Linked DNA regions of Homo sapiens: all the other regions are linked to region 1. A link is a loop called in an ENCODE intact Hi-C map of the cell type or tissue named here. Cell type or tissue: A673. All regions are shown on one strand. Region 1 overlaps OSMR-DT (OSMR divergent transcript). Region 2 overlaps OSMR-DT (OSMR divergent transcript). Region 3 overlaps EGFLAM (EGF like, fibronectin type III and laminin G domains).

Evidence for each region. Hi-C counts contacts between places; a loop is a spot of excess contacts. Peaks named below come from ENCODE experiments on the same cell type or tissue, not always from the same donor. Only the 100,000 strongest peaks of a DNase experiment are listed, where the experiment ranks them.
Region 2: a loop joins it to region 1, with 9 times the contacts of the local background. A loop is called at or near these places in 5 of 110 quality-filtered maps.
Region 3: it touches region 1 in a loop (9-fold over the local background); 16 of 110 quality-filtered maps call a loop at or near these places.

What each region holds. Positions count from the first base shown.
Region 1 is chr5:38,805,953-38,813,952 of GRCh38, forward strand. All of the region lies in intron 1 of OSMR-DT (OSMR divergent transcript), which reads right to left. Among named protein-coding and RNA genes, the nearest start is that of OSMR-DT, 36 kb to the right of the region's middle. RefSeq lists an enhancer at 4,623-5,123. In A673, a CTCF peak has its summit at 4,053; DNase peaks (open chromatin) are centred at 1,829, 2,349 and 4,009; H3K4me3 peaks cover 605 bases; H3K27ac peaks cover 3,283 bases.
Region 2 is chr5:38,747,687-38,755,686 of GRCh38, forward strand. All of the region lies in intron 2 of OSMR-DT (OSMR divergent transcript), which reads right to left. Among named protein-coding and RNA genes, the nearest start is that of LINC01265, 31 kb to the left of the region's middle. In A673, a CTCF peak has its summit at 3,614 (motif pointing left); DNase peaks (open chromatin) are centred at 3,605 and 7,755.
Region 3 is chr5:38,261,230-38,269,229 of GRCh38, forward strand. The region is part of intron 1 of EGFLAM (EGF like, fibronectin type III and laminin G domains); the gene reads left to right. Among named protein-coding and RNA genes, the nearest start is that of EGFLAM, 6.7 kb to the left of the region's middle. In A673, a CTCF peak has its summit at 4,504 (motif pointing right); a DNase peak (open chromatin) is centred at 4,532; H3K27me3 peaks cover 155 bases.

The DNA of each region.
Region 1 (8,000 bases):
TAACATGATATGTCCACGCCCAAACAGCTAGTTAGTTGTGGAGCTGGGTTTTGAGCATAAGCCTCAACTCCTGTGATAAAGTGTAAATATTACTCAGGTTTTCTTGACTTCTTATTTCCATTCAGTGAAGGCATCATTTTTACAAAAACAATATCACATGCAAATGGGACTTTCCAGTGTTTGCTGATGGATTGGCAAACAGTACTTAGATTCTCACTGAAACCCAACTTTTCTTCTCACTGCATGCACAATGGGATCATCGGTTCCCTTGCCGGGCACCGAGTAGGGAAGAGAGTTCTGCTAATGTGTTCCAATTCCTTGGGATCAGCCCAAATTGCCCCAAGGTTTAGGGATTTGCAATACCAGACATCTGACTGGATTATTCAATAGTCATCTCCTCCCCACCCCCAAACCCCTGTCAAAAGTGCAATAAGGCACATCAAGACAGCATCTTTAGAAAGAAGTTTTAGTATACCTTCTTGAGACAAAGCTAAGCTTTTGGTGTTGCAAACCAACAATGGCTCTCATAGTCCCTCCCTCCAGGAAAATTAATAATACATGAGGATTTTCAGGAATTGCTAGAAGCATGATACCCACTCTTTCCAGATTTCCTGGAAGAATACTGATTTCTGTCTGACAAATAAGTTCATTAAGCATGTAATGAAAATTTAATTTGATTTTCAGACCTTTGCAAATGTATCCTATTCATCAACCCATTCGTGAGAAAAAAGAATCCTTTGATGGACCTTGTGTCCTGATGGTTTGTTTGGAAATGCAGGGGGTGCAACCCAATATAAAGAATGAGCTGAAGACAAGAAAGCAGCCTGAGAACCTCCATGCTGGCCTGGTCTCGGCTCCTCCCACCTCCACCCAGCCCCCACCTCCTGGACGGCAGGCAGGGCAAACATCTATGCTCCACCCAACACACATGCATGAGGAGCATTCTTTCTTCCCACAAGGCAAATTTCGTTTTTGCAGAAAATGCATCTGACTCACTTTCTCCTCTGAGGGTTACGAGATGTCCTGCTATAGGTCACAAGTTCAGCTGAGTCATGAATGCTGAATTGCCAGCTGTGCTCATCCAATCATATTTAACATTCAGAAGTGCCATGAAACCCCAAACCCACAAAAACAACTTAACTGCAGGGCCCAGACCAAATCAGTAGCAGAGGGGGGTTTCAATGCTGTTCTGTCAGCTATTTTCCCCTGAACCCCAATCTTTACCCCCCAACCCTCTGGTCATCATCTCCTATCATCCTTCCCTCCTCTCCATCTTCTCTCTGTCTCTCTGTCCCTGCATTTCCAGTCTGGTTAAATCTGAGTTTCAGCCGGGCGTGGTGGCTCACACCTGTAATCCCAGCACTTTGGGAGGCCAAGGCGGGTGGATAACGAGGTCAGGAGTTCAAGACCAGCCTGGCCAACATGGTGAAACCCCATTTCTAATAAAAATACAAAAATTAGCCGGGCATGGTGGCGGGAGCCTGTAATCCCAGCTACTCGGGAGGCTGATGCAGGAGAATCGCTTGAACCCAGGAGGCGGAGGTTGTAGTGAGTGGAGATCGTGCCACTGCACTCCAGCTTGGGCGATAGTGTGAGACTCCGTGTCAAAAAAAAAATTCTGAGTTTCAATGTGCAGCGTGATTTCTTCTCTTCCTCATGATTGCTGTCAATTCCTGGCTGCAGGAACAAGGATCTTGCCAACAATCCTGAGCCAGAGCGTTCTGAGCTCCCCACCCTTTCTTCCTGTCACCTTCCGATTCATTTCCTGTAAGCTGTGACCCTTTCTTGGGAACATTAATTAGCCATGATGCTTTTTTATCAGAATTCTAGGAAAATGATACCGGTATGACTCACACTTCTGCTGTTTAAACAGTGTTTACTATATTTGAGTGCGGCAGATGAGCTTTTTGCAGGGTGCTTACTATATAGATTTATGACCTTCTATAACCATTCTGGGAAAGAAAGAAAAAGCATGCATCGGCACCACTTAATGAGGCTTTACCGTATCATTCAAACTTTTAGAGTGAAAACATATGGGATGCAATATCTTTAGATGATCTCATAAAAGCCTTTATTTAGGAATACAACACATTTCTTTCGTGATGCTAGTTTTAAGAATGAAGTTACCACAACCCCCAGAGATTATATTCTACCACTCTTTGCTTGATAAGAGGGTGATTTTCACAATCTACACTGTAGCTATCTAAGGGATTTTACAATCTATGCAGTCATGAGCTGGATTAAATAAACTATGTAAATTTATGTGGACCAGGGTCTAAATTAATTCAGGCCAAAATAAATCAAACCTTAGCTAGACCATGATTTAATTAAAAATTGAAAATATGACTCATGGCACTTAAGTATACTGATGTTTACTGCCAAAAGAAGCATTGTTCCTGTGACAGAGATAAATGCAGGAAGGGCTGATAGATTCCTCAAGGTTGAAACAGAGATACTGAGATGGACATGGCATCATACACATTCCTACAATTGCTCAAATAAATATCTTTTGGATGAGTATCAGAAGTGAACTCAAAATATAGTCATGAAAAATCCATAGATATGTATGTTTTTATTCCCAGATTCTTCTCGCTCTAATTTTGGAGTTTTTGTGTTTTTCTTCTTGTGACTATATATATGTCATATATATTCATATATACATTAATATATAATCTCTATATATGAATATGTTTTTTGTCAATTTTTAAAAGCTCTTCTCCTTCCCGTTTTGACTTTTATATATTACTTATGTATTTTCTCCCTTCTATTTTCTGGAATCTGTCCTCTGACTTGCAATGTTAAGAGCATTCCTACTAGTGTGTCCTGTGCTGTGCAGGTTTGCATGTTTATGAAGCTTCCTTCTTGGAATATATGGACGATCTTTCACCTGGCTGAGGCTCCTCCTCCTCTTGCGTCCTCAACAAGGACCCGCGGCCACTGTCAGGGCTGCCCTCAGCATGACGCGGATTTCAGGGAAGGCTGGGTAGGGTAGGAATGTGTTTGAACCCCAACCAGGACCCATGGGAGGACTACTATGTGGGTGTTTAGGCAGCTATCAGGACAGTATTCGAAATCCAGATTCTCCGGGGCATGCGGCCTTGGCCATCACACGGATCTGGGGGACTCCCAGGCTGCAGACACTGCAGGCAGAAGGAAGCCGTGGTTCCTACCGGAGGCGCGAAGGCAGTGAAGTCGCCTCCACTCCAGTGTTCTGCTCTTGCTCCCTGCAGCCCTCGCCGCCCCGCCCGGTCCACGACCAGCTCCTCCCTGGGGATCTCTCCGAGCAGTGCCATTTTGCAATTCATCCTCCAACATTTCCAAGTAAAGCTTTTCTGTCATATTTGTGTTCGGGGAGTCTCTAATGCTTTAAGGCAAAGAAGTCAGTAATTTGGAGCTTCAGGCCTCTAGCAGGGTGGGAAAGGGGAGTCTCTTGCTAAGTCAGTAGGCGCCTGGGTGTCCTCCAAACCCCATAGGGCTTGTGGGACCTGTGCCACCCCTCCTACAACAGGGCCTCCTGTTCCTCCACAACAAGCTGGCTCTGTGACCTGCAGGATGGAGAAAGGTTGTCCTGGCCCCTGCCAGACTGGGAAACATCAGGGCTCTCAGGAAGGACAGGGATTTCCCCACACATTAACCTTGTGCAGGGGATTGGGAGGGAGTTGGTGCAAGCCTTTGAATTATTGTCCCCTTCCTTTCACTCTTCAGTATGAGCGTGAGCCTTCCTCCCCAAATACATGAACAATTTTTAGGAGACTTAGATAGAGAGAAACGCAATATTTAGGATCAAGTTTAAGATCCCCCAGAATTTCCCTCAAGAACGGCTAAAGCACATGGCCAAGAATCCCCTCACTACCAGCTGTGATCAATCAGGAGAGGGGAGGGGGCAGCTCCTAACACGACAGAGGCGAGTCTTGGCAAATGGATCTCATCTCCTGTGGGCTGGTCTGATCTTAAACTCCAAGGGAACCGCAGAGGCCTTTGTTCCTGCCTCACAGAAGGCGGCCGCCCGGGAAGCCGAGGAAGACCCATGCATTAGCCTATGGCGCCACCTAGCAAAACCAGGGGGTACTTAAGAAAGATGGAGCTGGGAGGTTGTGGGGTTTGTTTTGGATTGGTTTTTTTCCACAACCAGAAAAGGGGGTTTCCATTTCATTCACAGAGTTCTGGGAAATGGAATTTGTATAAAACATTTTTTGGTCATGATGGAAAACATTTATTTGACTCTAATGAGAGAATCTGACCCAAAGGCAATAGTAATCAAAACCTACGAGGACAAGTGCTTGATTCTCTGAACTTGTTGTTTTTTTTTTTTTCTAGTAACAGCTGTGACTATGCAGTTTTTGCTTCAAAAAGAACTTGATTCTATCTTACGTTAAAGATATCTTAAGTTAAAGAGTTACTTCTGGGCAATGTCTTCATGTCCAGAAGGGAAGAGGGGCTCGACACCGTGCTGCAGACAAACAAGTACGGTTGTGTCAAGGGACATTCTGACAATTTTATGATGTCACTTTGCCCCTTTTGGGTTCTGGAAAGTGAACTGTGGCTTCCCAGCTCCCACACATTAGCCCCATGAGGAGACACTTGGTGTACGTGCTGAAAATGCAGCACACCCGGCCGGGCACTGTGCCTCACGCCTGTAATCCCAGCACTTTAGGAGGCCGAGGCGGGCGGATCACCTGAGGTCAGGAGTTCGAGACCAACCTGGCCAACATGGTGAAACCCCATCTCTACGAAAAACATATAAAAATTAGCCGGGCATGGTGGCGGGCGCCTGTAATCCCAGCTACTCAGGAGGCTGAGGCAGGAGAATCGCTTGAACCCGGGAGGCGGAGATTGCAGTGAACCGAGATCGTGCCACTGCACTGCAGCCTGGGCAACAGAGTGAGACTCCGTCTAAAAAAAAAAGAAAAGAAAAGAAAATGCAGCACACCCAAAACATCCTTGGAGACCACGTCCAGATGGGAGCAGCCCTTCCCATCTGAAACATACAAATCTTTGTGGAAACAGAGACTCAAGAATGCCTCTAGGTTCCAGGCAAAAAGTGTTTTGATAACCGCACTGAGAAGAGACAGTCTTTGCCTTTAAAGGGTTAGGAGAATACAGTGGTTGTCAATATGGGCTCTGGAGCCAAATGCCTGGGGTCGAGCTCGCTTCCCTATTACTTCAACTTCAGTAACCTTAGTTCTCTATAAAATGAGGCTAATTCATAGGGTTTTTGTGACGTTTAAATGACATAAACCATATAAGGTGCTTACAATAAGACCTGGCACATGCAGGCACTTAATTTAAATGTTAACTAGTATTTAATCATTCTAGAATTTAAAGGAACAAACCCGAGTTTTCTCGCATCCTAATAAACCAGCCATGTTTTTTGATCCTACCTGAAGCGGTCTTCGTTAATTAGCATAGCGTATTGTGCCTGCGTAGCAGCCCCCAATGGCAATTTCTTTTTGATACCTTCACATTGGCAGCAGAAATAGGAGCAGGTGTCCAGCTTTTAAAAATTCTTTTAGGAGGTGCAGCACACCAACATGGCACATGTATACACATGTAACAAACCTGCATGTGGTGCACATGTACCCTAGAGCTTAAAGTATAATAATAATAAAAAAAATTCTTTTAGGAGAAAAGCATTCAAAAAAGTTTGAAGACCACTGCTCTATCTCAAATGGATGCTCAATTAATGCAGTTGACCAATTGATAATCAAGGTTTTTTTTGTTCACTTGCTTTTTCATGTATTACATTTTAAGTTTCTTAAGTGCAAGGATCCTGCCTGGCTACCCTATACCCCCAAACAGCAAGAAACTCTTATGTAATTTTAGATTAAACACCTAGACTAAACACCTAGACTATTTGAAAAGTGGTACCTTTTCTTAATCATATTAATATGACCAAGAGTCATATTATTAGTCAATTGAACTGACACTGTAGGCAAATAAAAACAAGAATTAATTTTTGGAGCCATCTTTGAAGGGCTAGCCACTGTGTATCGTCATTGACTCTGGTCTATTATTCTATTCAACCAATGCCTCACAAGAATCAAGTTACAACACAACATTATGAACAGCCCATTTCTTAGGGTATGGCAAACCGATGCCTTTTCCCGCAAGGCGAGTGCCTAAAGAATTTACCAGAAAGCCTTTGACAGTGATTAATGTCAGTGAAATAGCACTTTATTGTTAGAAGACATGGGATACATATCAACATACAAAACTTAAAGCGGAAGCCAAAGTGCAATGCTTCCTTGAGCTTCATTGACCAAGACAAATGAGGTCGTGCTCAGGCACTGGTGGTGGGAAAAATGGCTTGACAAATCTGCTATGTCCAGTATCTCCAGGCTTCACGTGGCTTTTTATTTATGCCTAATTAAACTGCAAAAAAAGGAATATTAATTTGATCTGAGAGCAGAGTAGTCTACATTCTTCCTATTTTTTATGTTCATCCTGCACCCATATTTGTATAATCACACATTCTCATCTGAATTGGATCAAGAGTCTTTGTTCTGAAAAATTATTACAAATTCTTTATGGATAAGAAGACATGGATAGCCATACTAAAGACCAAAGACTTTTTTGACTGCTGTATTCTATAGCATTTGCTTTCAGGTCTGATTGCAATGTTTTGTACAAAGCACACCAGAAATACAAACTTCACTGGAATTGCAACAGCAATTCACTGTACTCATGTAATAGTAATAGCAATTCCTGACATCTTCTGATTTTGGAACAACCCTTTGTAGGTGAAAACTCTGTTCATGGCAATTTGAGCATAAACTCTCTTTCCATATTGTTGTTAAATTTTGATGTACTGGAGCTGGGAAAGAAGCACCAACTTCATGCAACTCCATGCCAAACCAACCCCCTGCCTCTGATATGCCACAATGATCTGATGAATTATAATGTTCTACATATGATCTACTTGGCTGCAAAATGTTATCAGGTATATAAGCACATACACTTGGAGGCACATGACTTTATGTATTTAATATAATCCTAATAGAAATTTCCATGAGCTTCTCAGGAACCCTGGCAACTAATCCCAAAATGAATATGAAAGAGCCAAGGACCAAGAAAAGACATGACACTCAAAAAGAAGAACCCTACAGGAGATCTTGTCCTCCAGATATTACAATTGTTCTAGGGCTATAGCAATTAAGATAGTGTGGTATTGGGATAAATCATATAGATGGACCAGGGCAACAGAATATAGAATCCAGAAACATAACACACATGCATAGAAATTTTTTTTTCCTAGAGCTGGCATTGCAGACACTTGGAGGAAATATTAATTATTTCAATATGTGGTTATGGGGAAAACATATTACTCATGTGTTAAAAAAATAAAATTGGACCTCTTATATCACACAAAAAGCCAATTTCTGGTGTACTAAAGACTTAAATTTGAAAAGCAAAATTACAAAACTTATCAAAAATTAATATACATTGATAATTTTATAGCTTCCTAGTTTATAAAGACTTTCTAAATATGTATATTATAAATAGAATGATTCTTAAAATGAGATCAACCACATTAAAATTAAGAATTTACGTTCCTTAAAATGCACTGTAATGACCAACCTGGGAAACAGTAGGATGCCGTCTCTACAAAAAATTAAAAATCAGCTGGGCATGGTAGTACACACCTGTAGTCCCAGCTGCTTGGGAGGCTGAGGTGTGAGGATCGCTTGAGCCTGGTAGGTCAAGGCTGCAGTGAGCCATAATCGTGCTACTGCACTCCAGCCTGGGCAAGAGTGAGAGCCTATCTCAAAAAATAAAAAATAAAAATAAAAGACACTGTAATGAAAGTAAAAAAATAAGTGTCAGAAACTGGGAGAAGGTACTCATAACATAGAGAATTAAGCCCCAGAATATACAAAGAACTCTATAAACCTGTAAGAAAAAAATGAACAATCCAACTGATGAATGAGCAGAAATGTTACATGTGTGTTTCACAGAAGAGAAAGAAATGGCAACAAATACATGGAAAATGCTCAATCTTA
Region 2 (8,000 bases), 58 kb before region 1:
GCTTACATTCTTTTTTTGGTACTAAGTCTTTAAAATCTTGGGTACACTTTATTTTTGCAGCATATCACAAGTGCTAAGTAGCCATGGGTGTTTAATACCTTATTGGACAGCACAGGTCCAGACCATCTCAACACAATTATTAGACTGATGTATTTAATATATATTAATATAGAATATATAAAGTTTGCTGATGCTTTCTCATTATTTGGAGTTTAATTTGTAACAAGCTAGTTTTCAATTTAATGTAAAGAATAAGGCTTTGGTTGGTAAGGCAGTAGAGTTTTTTTGAGTATTAGTATTGCCAGATACTGGGTTTTGCTCTAGGAGCACAGGATGAGCAAACGCAACCCTTTTAAGAGCCCTGGAGTGCTTTGAGTAGAAATATTAAGAAAAGGATAACTATGCATCTGTCTGAAGTTCTGAGGGTACAGTTCTAATTACAAGCTTGTGGGGCTGCAGGGAGAGATACTGAATAACGGAGATCTAGATTTAAAAATCAACAAGTGGCCAGGTGCGGTGGCTCACGCCTGTAATCCTAGCACGTTAGGAGGCCAAGGCAGGTGGATCATTTGAGTTCAGGAGTTCAAGACCAGCCTGAACAACATGATGAAAACCTGCCTCTACTAAAAATACAAAAATTAGCCGGGCTTGCTGGCAGGCACCTGTAATCCCAGCTACTCGGGAGGCTGAGGCAGGAGAATTGCTGGAACTCAGGAGGTGGAGGTTGTAGTGACCCAAGATTACACCACTGCACTCCAGCCTAGGCAACAGAGCGAAACTCTGTCTCAAAAAATAAATAAATAAAAATAAAAAATAAAAATCAACAAGTATTTGAGCTCTAGTTGTGAATTCCACAATTCTTATGTGTTGTAGGTGATATGAAAAATGTATAAAATAGAATTTTAAGAACTTAGCAGACTTACCTAAAAAAGGACTGTCTTAGGTTTGGTTCCCTCAAGGTTCCCCACTAAGTTGGGTTTAAGTTGCTTATTTGAGAGGCAATCTCAGGAGACATGACAAGGGAGTGGGGACCTGAGGCCTTGAGGAGATGTAAGCGGATACAGGACACATGATGAACGGGTTACTGCCATGGGCAACTGGAACTGCATCGCACTGGGGATTCCCTGAGAGATTGGGTGGAACATGGCTCAGAATCCACTCAATGAAAGGTAGGGGATCTGGGGCATTTATCTTCCACCTCCTATCCCTCATTCATTAAAAGTCTCATCTGGGATGTTAACACCCAGCACTCTGGCTGCCCATACTTGAACTGAGCTTACTCCTGCTGCCAGAGAACACCCTTAGGAAGAGAAGGAAGAGGCAGAAAGCTATAGATGTGCATTGGAATTATCACAGGCTATTCTGGTGTAGGCCAAGAAGATATGATTTAGGTTCCTGCAGTGTCTACAATGATAGTTAACAGTCCTAAGTCCTTACCGAGTTACCAGACACTGTCTTTACCACCGTCCATGTACTCATTCATTTAGTCCTCCCGACTATAAGGTAAGTACCTATTACTATTACTAAAAAAGAGGAAATATGGTGAGGAGAGGTTGTGTAATTTTTTCAAGGTCATACAATTAAAAAGGGGCAGAACCAGACTGAGTTTGGTGTCTTAGTCACTGTTTCATTAGTTATCAAATAGTATGAATTGCATAAAAACTGAATCTGCCTTTCTGAGAAAGCCTTCCTGGTTATATTTTACAAATTCTAAATATGTATTTCAACAGAAAACTAACTTTAAAAGTCTCAGTTTTACATTCTGGACTATCTAGACTGTTCTTACCATCAAATTCTCTGTCTGGTAAGTGGGAAAGAAAAGTTCTTTAAACCCAGAAATATTAATAGATAAGGCAGGGTTATCACAGACAGAGGCTTGCAAAAAAGAGAGACGGTGAGTATTATAGAAATTAAGAGTATGTTTATAGGTCAAGTCCCAAGACTGCACACCTCCAAAAATTTCACAAAATCATGGCATACAAAGACCTCTCTCCCTGCAATCTTTGCTCAGGTAAATGAAATATTGTGGGGCTGGCCTTGTAGCTCCTGAAACTAATTTTTCTTTTTCTCTCATCCGTGGACTTCTGTTTGACTTCTCCATCAGATCTCTCTTCCCCACACCTGAAGAGTATCTCAGGCAGACCTTTCCCCTTCTAGTTACTGTCACATCCCAAGCAGGTCTTATTTTCAGGTATCACAAAGTCTAGTTCCTCTAAACCCAAACTTCAGTTTCTCATGTGCTTCAAAGCTCCTCTCCTCTGCCATTTCGGGCCTGACCCAGACTCAGATACTTGCATTAGGGAAGAGCAGAGGGTATTGATTGGTTCTTTATTCACCTGTGACACCCTCCCCCAACTTCCTCTGCTGCATCGAACTCCTCCAGAACCAGGGCAAGGGGATGGAGAGAGGAGAAGAGGCAGAAAGTCTTATCTGAGGAGCACTGCTGCAGTACAGTCTTGGTGCCACCTACATGGCAAACCCTGGCTTTTTCTTTCATCTTCCCAGTTTTGTTGGCTTGTTGGAGATCTCCTTGCAGGGACATCTCTCCGAAACCCCCTTAGCTCCTACATGACAGTTTACCCACCAGTCTCTTTCTGCTGGGCTGGCCAGTCCCTGAAGGTGGGACTGGACTGGTGGGGCCTGGCTCCTTTCAAGGCAGCCAGAGTCCGGCTGTCATTTGAGGTGTCCTTCCTGCCCCCATGAATGACACTCATTCCTCCCACCTCAGGTGAAAATGCTATTTGTTTTGCCTTTAGCTCTCTCTCTTACCCACCATCGAGGCTTGTTCCATCAGCTTCCCCCTTTGGATTTTTGCAGGCTTTATGCCCTCCCAATCCTGGGGAACATCTGCTGAACTTTCCTAAGAATTAGCTCTGATCCCATAGCAGCCTTGCGCTTCTGCAGTCTGCAAGCAACTTGCTTTGGAGTAGGTGGGCAAGATTGAGAGGTATTCTCCCCTGCTGACCAGCGCCTTCACTTCCCCTCCCCTCCCATTATACACTTGCATTGACTAAGAGGAGGGGAGGAAATATTCTGTGTTCAGAGAAATTCTCCCTCACTAACCTTCCAGCATCATTATTACCTTTTCCTTTTCGTTTCCTTTTCTTTTCTTTCTTTTTTTTTGTTTATTTGTTTGTTTCTTTGTTTTTTTGAGACAGAGTCTTACTCTTGTTTCTCAGGCTGGAGAGCAATGGCATGATCCCGGCTCACTGCAACCTCCACCTCCCGGGTTCAAGCAATTCTCCTGCCTCAGCCTCCTGAGTAGCTGGGGTTACAGGCCCTCGCCACTACACCCGGCTAATTTTTTTTTGGCATTTTTTGTAGAGACGGGGTTTCTCCATGTTGGCCAGGCTGGTCTTGAACTCCTGACCTCAGGTGATCCACCCACCTTGGCCTCCCAAAGTGCTGGGATTACAGGTGTGAGCCACCACGCCTGGCCCATTATTGCCTTCTTTCTATGTAGGTGAAGGTGTGTGGTGCTCTATGAGTTACAAAAGTGGTTCCAGCCTCTTAGCAAGTCCTGCGCATGTTCTAATATCTATTGCCCTCAGCTTTGGAGGTTGAATCAAGACCAGGACCCATCCTATGTAATATCCTGTGGCAGAGAAAGAGAGACAGCGACCTCTCCAGGCTGGCTTGAACACAGTCCTGCTTACACACACTGAGAATCATCAGATTACCCCAAGCTCTCTTCTAACATTCAGGGTTTGTTTTTGTTTTTGTTTGTTTGTTGATTTTTTTTTTTTGAGACAGATTCTCACTCTGTCACCGAGGCTGGAGTGTGGTGGTGCCACCTTGGCTCACTGCAACCTCTGCCTCCTGGGTTCAAGCAATTCTCATGCCTCAGCCACCCGAGTAGCTGGGATTACAGGTGCGCACAACCATGCCTGGCTAATTTTTGTATTTTTAATAGAGACAGGGTTTCGTCATGTTGCCCAGGCAGGTCTCGAACTCCTGACCTCAACTGACCCGCCCATCTTAGCCTCCCAAAGAGCTAGGATCACAAGCGTGAGACACCACGCCCAGCCCCAACGTTTAATTTTTAATATTCACAAACTTAACCTCTGTTTGTTTTCTCTAACCCTAAGATCATTCCTAAATTGCTTAAGAAGTGGGGAAACTACTTTTTATTTCTTTTAGACATATGGAAAAACATAAGCCAGGTATAATACTGAAAAGTGATTCAAGCACCCTCAGCTCCACCAAAATACGAGTCATTTAACAATAGAAAAACTTAACAAAAGTGTGATCAGAATAGAAGCATTTGAAAGAAGCCTTCCCCTCCTCCACTAGTGTTCAGCCACAGAAAACTTGAAATGAGTTAAGTTCCCACACTAAATGATTTCCATTTCTACCTCTGAGGAGGGAAGAGGGGGCAGCATCACCCTAATAATATATTTTTAAATGCCCAGCGGAACTTCAAATTCAAAGAAATATAAATCTCTCGCTGTCTGTGATGCATATAGCTATATATCAGAGAGATCTATAAGCTGTTCTCTCTGTGTCATTTTTTTTCTTCTTACAGAGAATCTGTGTGAATCATCATAGCCATAAAATTATATGACTGAACATTGATAATTACATGACTTTTAACTGGAAGTGAACAATAGCTTTAGTTCCCTGATGGAACCATCTTAGCCATAGATTTTCTGTCAACATGCAGCCAAGAGGGTCTGATTTTCTGCCTTTGTGGAAGATTCGGGCATGGTTACCAGCAAGGCTCAGAGGCACAGGGGTGCAGCGTTCCCAGAATCCCTGTTCAAACCAGACCACAACCGGGACAAGGGGAGAAACCCTGCTAGAGTGGGCAGCGCCTGGCTTCCTGTGCTCCCAAGGACCCTTGGCCTTCCCAGTGCCACCTCCTCTGATGGCGGCAAGATACCCAGGAATATAAGGACAAACCCTTTTCCCTTCTGCTCTCACATGACATCAGTTGGCACAAGAAATGCCAAAGTACAGGAGATTGGTTTAATAGCTGCGATTTAGTCTGTTTCCTTAAAATAAAAATAATGTGCTTTCAAACTGCAACATGTTGCTTTAATAATATTTAACAGAATATTTACGGGACAGCAGTTCTAGTTGTGGAATGCAGCTTCATATCTTCCTTCCAAATGCTTTCCCATGCATTAGCTCATCAGGGCTGACACTGATGAGGGGGTAGATTGCACTGATATCATTACCCCTGTTTAAAGCCATGGAAATGGATAGTTCTGAATGGATCTGCCTCAGCTCACAGAGCCAGTTACTTTCAGGGTCAGGACGAAGCCAAGTTTCCTCACCCTCCGAGTCCTATTGACTTAATCAAGGAGAGAAATGCTATGCATCAGTTTTTAAAGAATAGTTTATATTTTTCTGATCACAGAAGTAATTTGCGTTTATCACAGAAAATTGGAAAAACACAGAAAGCATGAAGAAGAAAAGACAGATCACCCATATTCCCAGACAGACCTGCTGACTGCCTGCTGCAAACATTTGGATGCATAGTCTCACATGTACTTGTTTCCTTAAAAATGGTTTCATACTATGCATGCTGCTTTTTAATAGTTTCTTGCATTTTCTTCCCAATTATAAAAGTAACCCATGCTTACTATGGAAAAAGCAGAACACACAATCATAAAGAGCATCAAAACCATTCCGCAATCCCACCCACCAAGAAGTAACCATTATAAAGCAATTTCATTGAATCTGACATTTACAAAGCCAGTAAAGTTGCCACATGCCTCTAAGGCAAGGATAAGAAACGAACACTCTGCCATTATCTTCAGTTAGAATCTAGGCTGATTTATCCAGAATGTCTCTGGGTTTTCAGTTTCCCTTTTTTCTTTTTTTTTTTTTTTTGAGTCTGGCTCTTTCGCCCAGGCTGGAGTGTGCAGTGGCGTGTTCTCGGCTCACTGCAAGGTCTGCCTCCCGGGTTCATGCCATTCTCCTGCCTCAGCCTCTCAAGTAGCTGGGACCACAGATGCCTGCCACCACGCTCAGCTAATTTTTGTATTTTTAGTAGAGATGGGGTTTCACCGTGTTAGCCAGCATGGTCTCGAACTCCTGACCTAATGATCCGCCCACCTCGGCCTCCCAAAGTGCTGGGATTACAGGCGTGAGCCACCGCGCCCAGCCCTGTTTTCTCAAATATAAGCAAGAGTTTCCAATTAACTTCACAAAAATATTTTCAGAATCAATAATATGACATTGGCTGGGAATTGTAAATGTTCTGAAAGAAATCTACAGTCTCCAGGAACCACACTCATTCAGTCTGGGTTCCTCCTTGCCAGGCTAGACCACAAGGAATTGGGGCCACATGAAAATAGTAGAAGGTGGTTTGGCTGCAGATGCACAATCCAGCTTTATCTGGGCCAGAGAATAAAAGGAGCTGACAAAGCAGAGGGGAGTGTGGAGGCTCGTCGTTCCTCTCTGGAGTCAAAACTCCCCAAGCCACACCAAGTGCAGGTGCTAAAGGCTCTGGAAGGGTAGACAGACAGGTCTCTTTACTGTGGCATTTGTACGGATACAGAAAAAAAATGCCTTGAAAATAGGGATGGACCTGAGGAATGGTCCACCATCTGACTTAATAACTAGCTTAATGATGTGGCTGGACCTGCACGAATTGAGCTGGCACCATGGCTTGATCACCTACACAAGCAGCACTGAATTTGGAAGATGAGAGTGTTCTGGTGAGAGTGTATAGAAGGTGAAATTACAAGGATGACTAATAAGACAGGTGGATTTTATGGCTGCAAAGAGGCCCTTAGAAGTGAGCACTCAGGCAATGTGCTACTTCACTACTTAGCTACATAAGACTGAACAACCCAATCCAGCAGATGAAAACATTAAGCGCACCTCTGACGTGTCCCTAGCTGCTGTTATCTCACCTTATCCTCACACCTTGTGCTTGCCAGAGCCTCTTCCTCCTCCTCCTCCTGCATGCTCCATGGAACCACTACTTTCCCAGACGCCCCCAAGCCAAATTCCTCAGCATCATTCTTGACTCCTCCCTCTTTCTCTCATTTCCCACTTCTAATTAATTGCCAAGTCCTGCCAATTCTACTTCCTAAATATTTCTCAAGTCCTCTACTCCTTACATCTCCACTTTTACCAGCAGAGTGGGAGCCACCGTTATCTCTCGCCTCCTCCGCTGCTATAGACTTCTCATTGGTTTTTCTGTTTCCATTCTTGTTGTCCTTGAGACAAGGTGATCTTTTGGAAACACAAACCTGACAGAGCTACTTCTCCACGGAAAACCTTCTAATAACTTCCCATGTGTTTTTCTTAAAAATTAGAGAGTAATATCCATTTCCCATGTTTTTTCTTTAAAGAGGAATATCCATGCAGTGAAAATAACTCTTTTGAATGCATAATTACGTAAATTTTGACAAACACACAGTCAGGTAATCACAGCATTAAAAATATAGAACAGTTCTTTTTGGTGATTAAGAATAGAGCTTTTATAAGCATTCTCATAGAATGTTTTGTGGAATGTTAAGTTTACATTTTACTTAAGTAAATACCTAGGAGTGGCATTTCTAGGTGTACAGTAAAGACAGATTTAACTTGATAAGAAAATGCAGAAATGTTTTCCAACATAGCTGTACCATTTTGCATCCCTCTGCTGGTGGGATAAAGTTCAAACTCCTTCTCAGGTCTTCCAGGGCTCTCTACTCCAGCCCTCTGGCTCCCCACTCACAGCCCTCTCCCTTACTCCACCCTTTCCACGCTTTGTCACCGACCACACTCAACTTCTTTTGCTGCTGTGAACAAGCTCTTACTCATCTCCAGGACTCCCCACATGCTGTGTTTTCTGCCCAAAATATTTTGTATTCCCTTCTTTGCCTAAATAACTTCTTTATCTGGCCAATTTGTTGGCTTAAACATCTCCTTTGCTAGGAAGCTTTCCCTTAACCTAAATTAGGTTCCCCTGTGTGTTTCCTTCCTTCATTCATTCAGCAAATGTCTGATGAATAAACCCAGGATCTAGGCTCTGATCTGGCACTGGAGTTGGGGCAGTG
Region 3 (8,000 bases), 540 kb before region 1:
CTCTTCACCCCAAGATAGCTCATCTTTTGACATTGAACATTAATAAAGAAACCTCTGCATTTGCCAAGACTTACAAGAAATGACAGTTTTCAAATTAAGTGAAATTAAATCATAATAACTAACACTAAGTGCTTGCTACACTGTTCTAAGAACTGGATGCACAGTGATTTATTTAATCAACCCAATAGCCCTGGGAGATGGGGACTATTATTATCACTGTTTTACTGAAGGAGAAATTGTGGCTTAGAGAGGTTAAATATCTCATCCAAGGTCACACAACTAGTAAGCGGTGGAATGGAAATTTAAACTCTGATATTCAGGACCAGAAACTGAGCTCAGAACACTGTGTTTGCAGAGGTGTGTAGCATGTCTTGTAGGGTGTCTTCCTGGAGGCTGAAGAGTGGAGCTCCCGTGGGTCAGATATTGGAGCCTAGGTGGAGGCTGCTGTTTTGTGTGGGGATCCTGCGTTGCTCTTAAACATTTGTAAATGGGATCTGCCCATGCCTGCTAAGACAACAGAGTGCATATGATACTGAAAGAATTTTGGAAGCTACTGTCTACTGGCCTCATTTATAAGAATCACAGGGTGTGGCCTTATGGGGTGATGATGAACCACTTGCTTCTCTTGTTGAACTCCTGGGGATTAAGGCTGGTGAGGGTCAGAGGGCCCACTACAGTACCTGAGGGTAGAAAAAGGGGCCTCTGAAGAATGGGAGGGTTTAGGGCCCTGTCCTTTCCCCAGACCTTCACGGTGTGGACACACCACTCATTGGATAGCCTTCATTCCTTTTCAGACTACAAATTAGAATCATAGGCCTGGAAAGAAGTGAAAAGTCCTCATTTTGCAATGAGGTTGAGGGTGACTCAGTAACTTGCCCCAGTTAACATCAGAAGCTGAACTGGAACTGGCACCTGGACCTCCCACCCTCCTGAGTGGTCTCTAGCCTAGTGCTGGTCCCATCACCTGAGTCTCACCAGAAAGTGCGGGAGGACTGCCGTGCTTCTGTGGTGGGGCAGGAAGAAGGGAGGGGAAATCCAGACAACTGCGGGAACCAGCATGCAACAAGTCACTTAATTCCCGCAGGCATATTGCTAACTCTTGTCCTTATTATCATTTTAAAGTCAGATTTATTGAGGTATAATTTATATGCAATAAATTTCATCAAGTCTACAGTTTGATGAGCCCTAACAAACATACACAGTAATGTAATCACCGCCGGAATAGAAATATATAGAACATTTCCATCATCCTTAAATATTACCTTGTGTCCCTTTGTAGAAAAATGACTCCCTCCCAGCCCCTGGTAATCACTGATCTAACTTCTATCCCTGTAGTTTTGCCTCTTCCAGAATGTCATATTTTGTGTCCACCCTCTGTCGCATAATGCTTTTAAGATCCATCCATGTTTTTGCATATATTGGAAGTTTGTTCCTTTCTTATTGTTGAGTAGTGGTGCGTTGGATGGACCATGGAATTCCAGTTTGTTTAACCATTTGCTAGTTGGTGGACTTTTAAGTTGTTTTCAGTTTTAGGCTATTATGAATAAAGTTCCTAGACACGTGCACGTAGAAGTCTTTGGAAGATATATGTTTCCATTTCTCTTGATAAACAGAAGGAGTGGGATCACTGCATCACATGGCAGGTATATGTTGAGCTGGATAAGAAATCACCAAACTGTTTTCCAAAGTGGCTGTACCATCTTACATTCATACAATGTACGAATGTTCTAGCTGCTCCTAATCCTCTACAACACTTGGTAGAGTTTTTTTTTGGTTTTGTTTTAGTGATTCTATTCTAATAAGCATGTAATAGTATGTCATCACAGTTTTAGTTTGCATTTCTCTAATGACTAATTATATTGAACATTTAAAAAATTTATTTATTTGCCATCTTTTCTTTGGTGAAATCTTTGTTTAAATGTTTGGCTGATTTTTAAAACTTGGGATGTTTGCCGGGCATGGTGGCCCATGCCTGTAATCCCAGCACTTTGGAAGGCCAAGGTGGGCAGATCACTTGAAGCCAGGCGTTTGAGACCAGCCTGGCCAACATGGCAAAACCCCAGCTCTACAAAAAATACAAAAATTAGCCGGGCTTGGTGGCGCGTGCCTGTAGTCTCAGCTACTTGGGAGGCTGAGGCACGAGAATCACTTTACCCTCAGAGAGGGAGGTTACCATGAGCCAAGATCGCACCACTGCACTCCACCCTGGGTGACAGAGGAAGACTCTGTCTCAAAAAAAAGAAACAAAAAACATTGGGATGTTTATTTTCTTATGATTGAATTTTGAGTGTTTTTTGTATGTTCTGGATGCAAGTCCTTTATGAGATCTGTGTTTTGTAAATCTCGGCTTCTAGTATGTGGCTTGTCTTTTTATTTTCTTAATGGTGTCTTTCAAAATGTAGAAGATTTACATTTTGATAAAGTCTAATTTATCATTTTCTTAAATGGCTCGTGCTGTTTTTTTGAAAGCTTAACCCGTGGCTGCAAAGATGTTTCCCTATGTTTTATTGCAGAAGTTTTTTAGGTTTTACATTTAGGTCTATAATTCATTTTGAGTTAATTTTGTATGAGGTGTGAGATATAAGTCAAGGTTTATTTGCTTTTGTATGGATATCTTGGCTTTATTTTCTAAGCACTCTTATGCTTGGTGGTGGGAGGTGGTACATCAGAGGCAAAGGGATCTCCAGCTTGGAAGGCTTGCTGTAGCTCTCAAGCTACAGTGGCTGTGCCATTAAGACCTCCTCATTCCTATGCAGTAGATAGGGTATAGATCGTTTGTCTCTCTACAAGGTTCTGTCAGTGAAGTCAGACTTAGGGCTGACAGCCGTGGCATGTCTGGGAAGGATTCCTGGGGTTAAAGACCGGTGCTCCCAGGCTTAGAGCCTGGGGTTGCTCTTTGTTTATTTAGACAAGTCTCCTGACATTTATTAACTCTCTGGCACTAGGGGGGCTGGAGAACTGCACATGGGTCCTGCCTTTCCTCCTGCCTGTCCAGTTTGCCTGAGGTCCCAGGGTCAGTCGAAGAAGGTCAAGTCAGCGTTCAGAGTTCAAGGTTTTCCCTGGAGTATCTGGGTGTCCATAATCATCCTTAGCACGATGCAGCTCTCTCATCTTTTTCTTTCCACTTTGTCAGTATTTCTCTAGTGGTATAATCAAACTAAAATAAAGATGTAAGGAAAGTCAGGAAGCAAAAACAAAAGGCTGGAAGAGAAGGGTTAGCTTGTGGGCAATACATCTTGTTGGTTGCTGGTAGAGATACATGCACCTCTAGAGGCATTCTGCTGCTGCTAGTGTGAGGCTGAATGGCTAAGGGGCAGTGGCCAGGGATCAGGGGTCATCCTGGTCTACTTCCCCAGTGCCACCTTGATCTACCTGGAATTCACAAGAGACTGGTTAGTTCCTCACTTATAGCTCTCATCCAAGCCCTCTTCCCAAAGCATGGCAATTGGGGGAGATCTCTCATCTGTATGTTCCTTCCTGTCCCCTTTCCAGTCCACTGTACTCCATATCCCAGTGCTGATTCAGGCTGTCTCATTTATCAGGGAAATCTTTAGCTCACAAAAGCCGTGGGGCACTAGAAGCTAGGTGCTAGGGACCTAGCACACTCATCCCCAGCACCCAACTCCTAGCGCCCCACGCAATTCAGGCAGACAGAAATGTTTTCCTCTGATTCTTCACTCCATCACTGTGCTTCCCCTCCTATTGGTTTCAACATCTTATCTAATCTTCATAAGGAAGCACTTCTCTCTTTGACTCCATCTCTCTTTGTTAGTCTCACTCTTTCCATTAATTCTCTGTGAGAGGTAAAGAGACAGAGGAGTCAAGGTCAGGAGTAAGTGTAGTTTAATGTGAGGCAAGACTTGTTTTTCCGAATTCTTTCTCAGGGAAGAGTGGCTTGGCCAGAAAGGAGCTGAGTGGTGCTTTTTGTTCTTCTTACCCAGAGCCGAGGGCTTTAATAACCTTAGCATTCTTTGGGGAATAGTAGTCCATCTGTTTATGGCTTACTACAGCCCAAAAGTGGTCTAGTAATTTTGGCTAGATTTCTGGAAGACTGAGACTCAGCATCCGAGGCTGAGGTGGGACTCCAGCTTGCCCAGGGCTATCCTGTGGCTACCTCGTGTTCTCCTGCCTCACACCCTGGCAGGCCGGACTGTAGTGTTTCCCAGCTGACTGAATGATGTGATGTCTTGATTGCAGCAGAAAATCTTTTGAGTTGCTCAAGGCCCGTGTGCCTTGCCTTTGTTTTTGCATGTCAAGCTGCACATCTTAGAGATGCACCTGCTATTTCAGTTATCGAAAAAGGGAAAAGGTGAGGAGATATGGCAGCCTTTAGAGGAAATCCCCCAAACTCATCTTTGATTTCACTGATTGTGGACCTCGCCTTCGAGGAAGGACCCCAGGGTGTAGCTTCAGCCTCCTGAAATGAGCGGGGGTACTTTTGCTTCCTTGCAGAACCCCTCATGGGTTCTCATGCAGTGGCTTAGATGAGTCAAATAAAATTTCTGCCAGCAGAGGGCGCACATTCCAGAGCTGGCTCTGCGCGGGTCTCCGCCCTCAGCAGTAATTCCTGCACTAAGTGGATCTGAATTTTTAGAGTGCAATCCAGGCACCTGCCTTTTTAAACAAGAACCTCAGATGACTTGATGCACACTTTGAGACATGCCAAAAGAGAGTTTGGACTCTCCCACTGCCTCCCTCTCCCTGGTACCTCGACCCAGGTACTCTGTGTTATGCTGATCTTCACTGCTTCATACCTCCACGCCCAGCTGTGACTGCTGACGACAACATGTTGCTCTGGGCATCTGTATTTAACCAGAACAACCCTGTCCTTAGACTCTAAGCTGACCGGTGAAAGAGGGAAACCTTGCAATGGCGTTAACAAAAAGCCACGCTGTTCTCTATATAACCAACATTTTCCCCCCTTACCTCCCTCACCCCCAATCCCAAGCTTATTCTTTCAGCCTTCAAGGCTGGTTTCTCCTGGTGGAGCAGGAAGGCTTGGGTAAGAGCACATATTTTGATATTCCACACATTGGGGTTCAAGTTCTGACACTTTACAGCTACATGGTGACAGTGGGTCAGTTATATATGCTCCATAATCCTCAGTTTACTGATCTGTAAAAATAGGATAAAGAAAGACCCTACCATAAAATGTTCCAGGGAAGATCCAATACAGTAATGCATGTAGCAGGGCATTAAAAAGGATTAAAGACTGACATGTGAAGGCAATATTTAAGAAATTGGGATTGTTTAATCTGGACAAGGAAGAAAAACCTGAAAGAATTTCTATATTTCCAGGCATCAGAAGTAATAAACATAGACATTTATGATTTTATGTACTTTTATTCTTTTCTATAGGTATTAAGGTATGGTTACATGTGATGTAACTTGTATTGAATTGTAACATTTTTCAGACAAATGAATTAACAAATTAGAAAGACTCCCTGGTCAACCACATGCCTTGATTTTTGGTTTGGAAAATGAGGATGATTTTTGCCTGGTAATTGTCTTGGGGGAAGTTTTGCAGGATGTGGTAGGGCAGCAGCTGTTCCTAAAACAGAATTATCCAAACTGATATGTTACTGGGAGTCAGTGAAAGTCTCCATAAAGCCAGAGAGCTCAGAAATGGTCCAGGTTTTGCTCACTGATAAGTTGATTGGAGTAAATCAGGAATCACTGCTAGGGACATGGAAAAATAGACCGGGCTCACTCAGTCCATTTCCTATTGATGTTTCCTCAGCTGGAAAGAGCCCCCACTTATCCAAAGCAGGCTAGTGCTTTGAAAGAGCTGAAGTGCTACCTAAGGAGAGGATATGATCTAACAATAGTCATAGTAATTATTATTACTTTCACCAACCACACCGAGCAAGGATATACATCCCAGTGCTTTGATCTCATTTCCAGTATCCCCCTTATCTAAAGACACTTGACAATTCTTTCTTGTCTGACTCTGCAAGTCTTGAGCAATTTAAATTTTAACACTTGTGTTTGCTGACAGGGCACCCAAAATCCCAAATCAGATTTAATGCAATGTTAATGCTATTTATTTTTCTTGCTGCAATAAGTTTATATTAGCCATTTAGTGGCTTACATTGTGCAAAACGAGTTGTATCAGCAGGCACTTTTCTGTAACATCTGGGCACTTGGAAACATAATACTTAAATACAACCTGAGTTTAAAGCCTTCCACAGACAGATGGCTAATTTGATTGATCTAATCTTTCAGTTAGGAATAGATCCCATGATCCTTTGCTTGTAATTCTTGAGTGAGCAGATAAATAAAAAAATGGGTGATGGCTGTGAATTAGGCACCTGTTATATTGTCTGTAATTTATTTTTTAAGTACTTCAATATAAACAGTGACTCTACGAATTACTTTAATCTCTACCCTGGGGGAGCTTAGTTAACACTTGAAGTAATCCAGGCTAGAAGGCACCGCTCTGGCATAAGAATTTACAGCTATTTTCATCTCTTGGTGATTGTGCCATGCCAGTGGTTAGATATTTGGAACTTCACCTCTGTCTTAGGCAGGAATCCAGACTGATTAGTGATTATTTGAAGAACTTTACTATGACGTTCCAAGTGGCAGCAAATATACTTAGAATGATGTTATCAGATATTCACGCTAGAGGGTTCATTAATTAGCATAAATGATGTTAGATGCAATGTTTTTATTGGTGAAAATATGTGATTAACTAGAAAGATTATTCATGTCCCTCTATTTTTACGTGGACAAAGAGTAAGAATCCAGCAACTCCAGAAATCAAGCTACTTTCGAGTGGCTGAATACAGCTAGAGCTCCATTCATTTCTGTGTTTCCCTCACACAACAGTAGACTCATTTGCCTGGCCCCACCCGGCAAGATGGTTTGTTGATTTTTCCATTAGAATATTGATGTATCTCTCTCAGCAGATACAAGCAGTTGCTTGTATTAATTAGGGTAATTAGCATTACCTATTGTAATAAATCCAAATCTGGGTGGCTTGACACAAAATTTATTTTTTGGACTTAGTCTAAGTCCAAAGTGGATGTTCCTTTCTAGGAAGCCCACCTCAGCTGTCTTCCTCCAAAGGGTGACTTGAAGACTCAAGTCATTCTGTCTTTAATCCCACCATCTTATAATACCACCATCTTTAAAATGGACCTCCAGGGTGGGAGGTAAAGAAAAAGAAGTCTTGTGAGAGATTTTTCTGTGCCAAATCAGAATATGGTCATGTTGCCCTAACCCAACTATACGGTTTCTGGGAAATGTCGTTCAGTAGTGTGCACAGGAAGAAAAATAACTAGATGTGGTAGATTGTCTCTGATGCAGTGCTTTGGAGTTCCTGAAATGACAAGAGGAAACATCACCAAATTTACAGCAGCAGGTTGTATGATAATTTTCGTGGCTTCTTTCCCATGGATATTTTATACGTGGCAGAATTTGACTTGGAATTTGCTTTTGTTGTAGTGTACAACCTGGTTGAAAAGCAAATAGTTACCATCTACTTTTACTTGCTGGAGGCCACCACAATTTTAAAAAGGAATCTAAAAACTAAACAGTCAAATTGATTTAGGCCAGTTTGCAGTAAGGTTCAAAAATATGTATATGGGTAAGTGCATATGTGCTATATGTTACTATATATATTTCCTACATTTTACAAAAGGTAAAATTAATCCCTTTAAAAAAAGTTGGCCAGGCTCAGTGTCTCACACCTGTAATTGGGAGGCTGAGGTGGTGGGTGGATCGCTTCAGCCCAGGAGTTTGAGACCAGCCTGGGCAACATGGCGAAACCGCATCTCTACTAAAATACAAAAAATTAGCCAGTTGTGGTGATGTGCACACTTACAGTCCCAGCTACTCAGGAGGCTGAGGTGGGAGGATCACCTGAGCTCAGGAAGTTGAGGCTGCAGTGCAACATGATCCTGCCACTGCACTCCAGCCTGGGCGATGGGAGTGAGACCCTGCATCAACAGCAACAACAACAACAACAAAAACAACCAAAAATTCACTACCCAGTG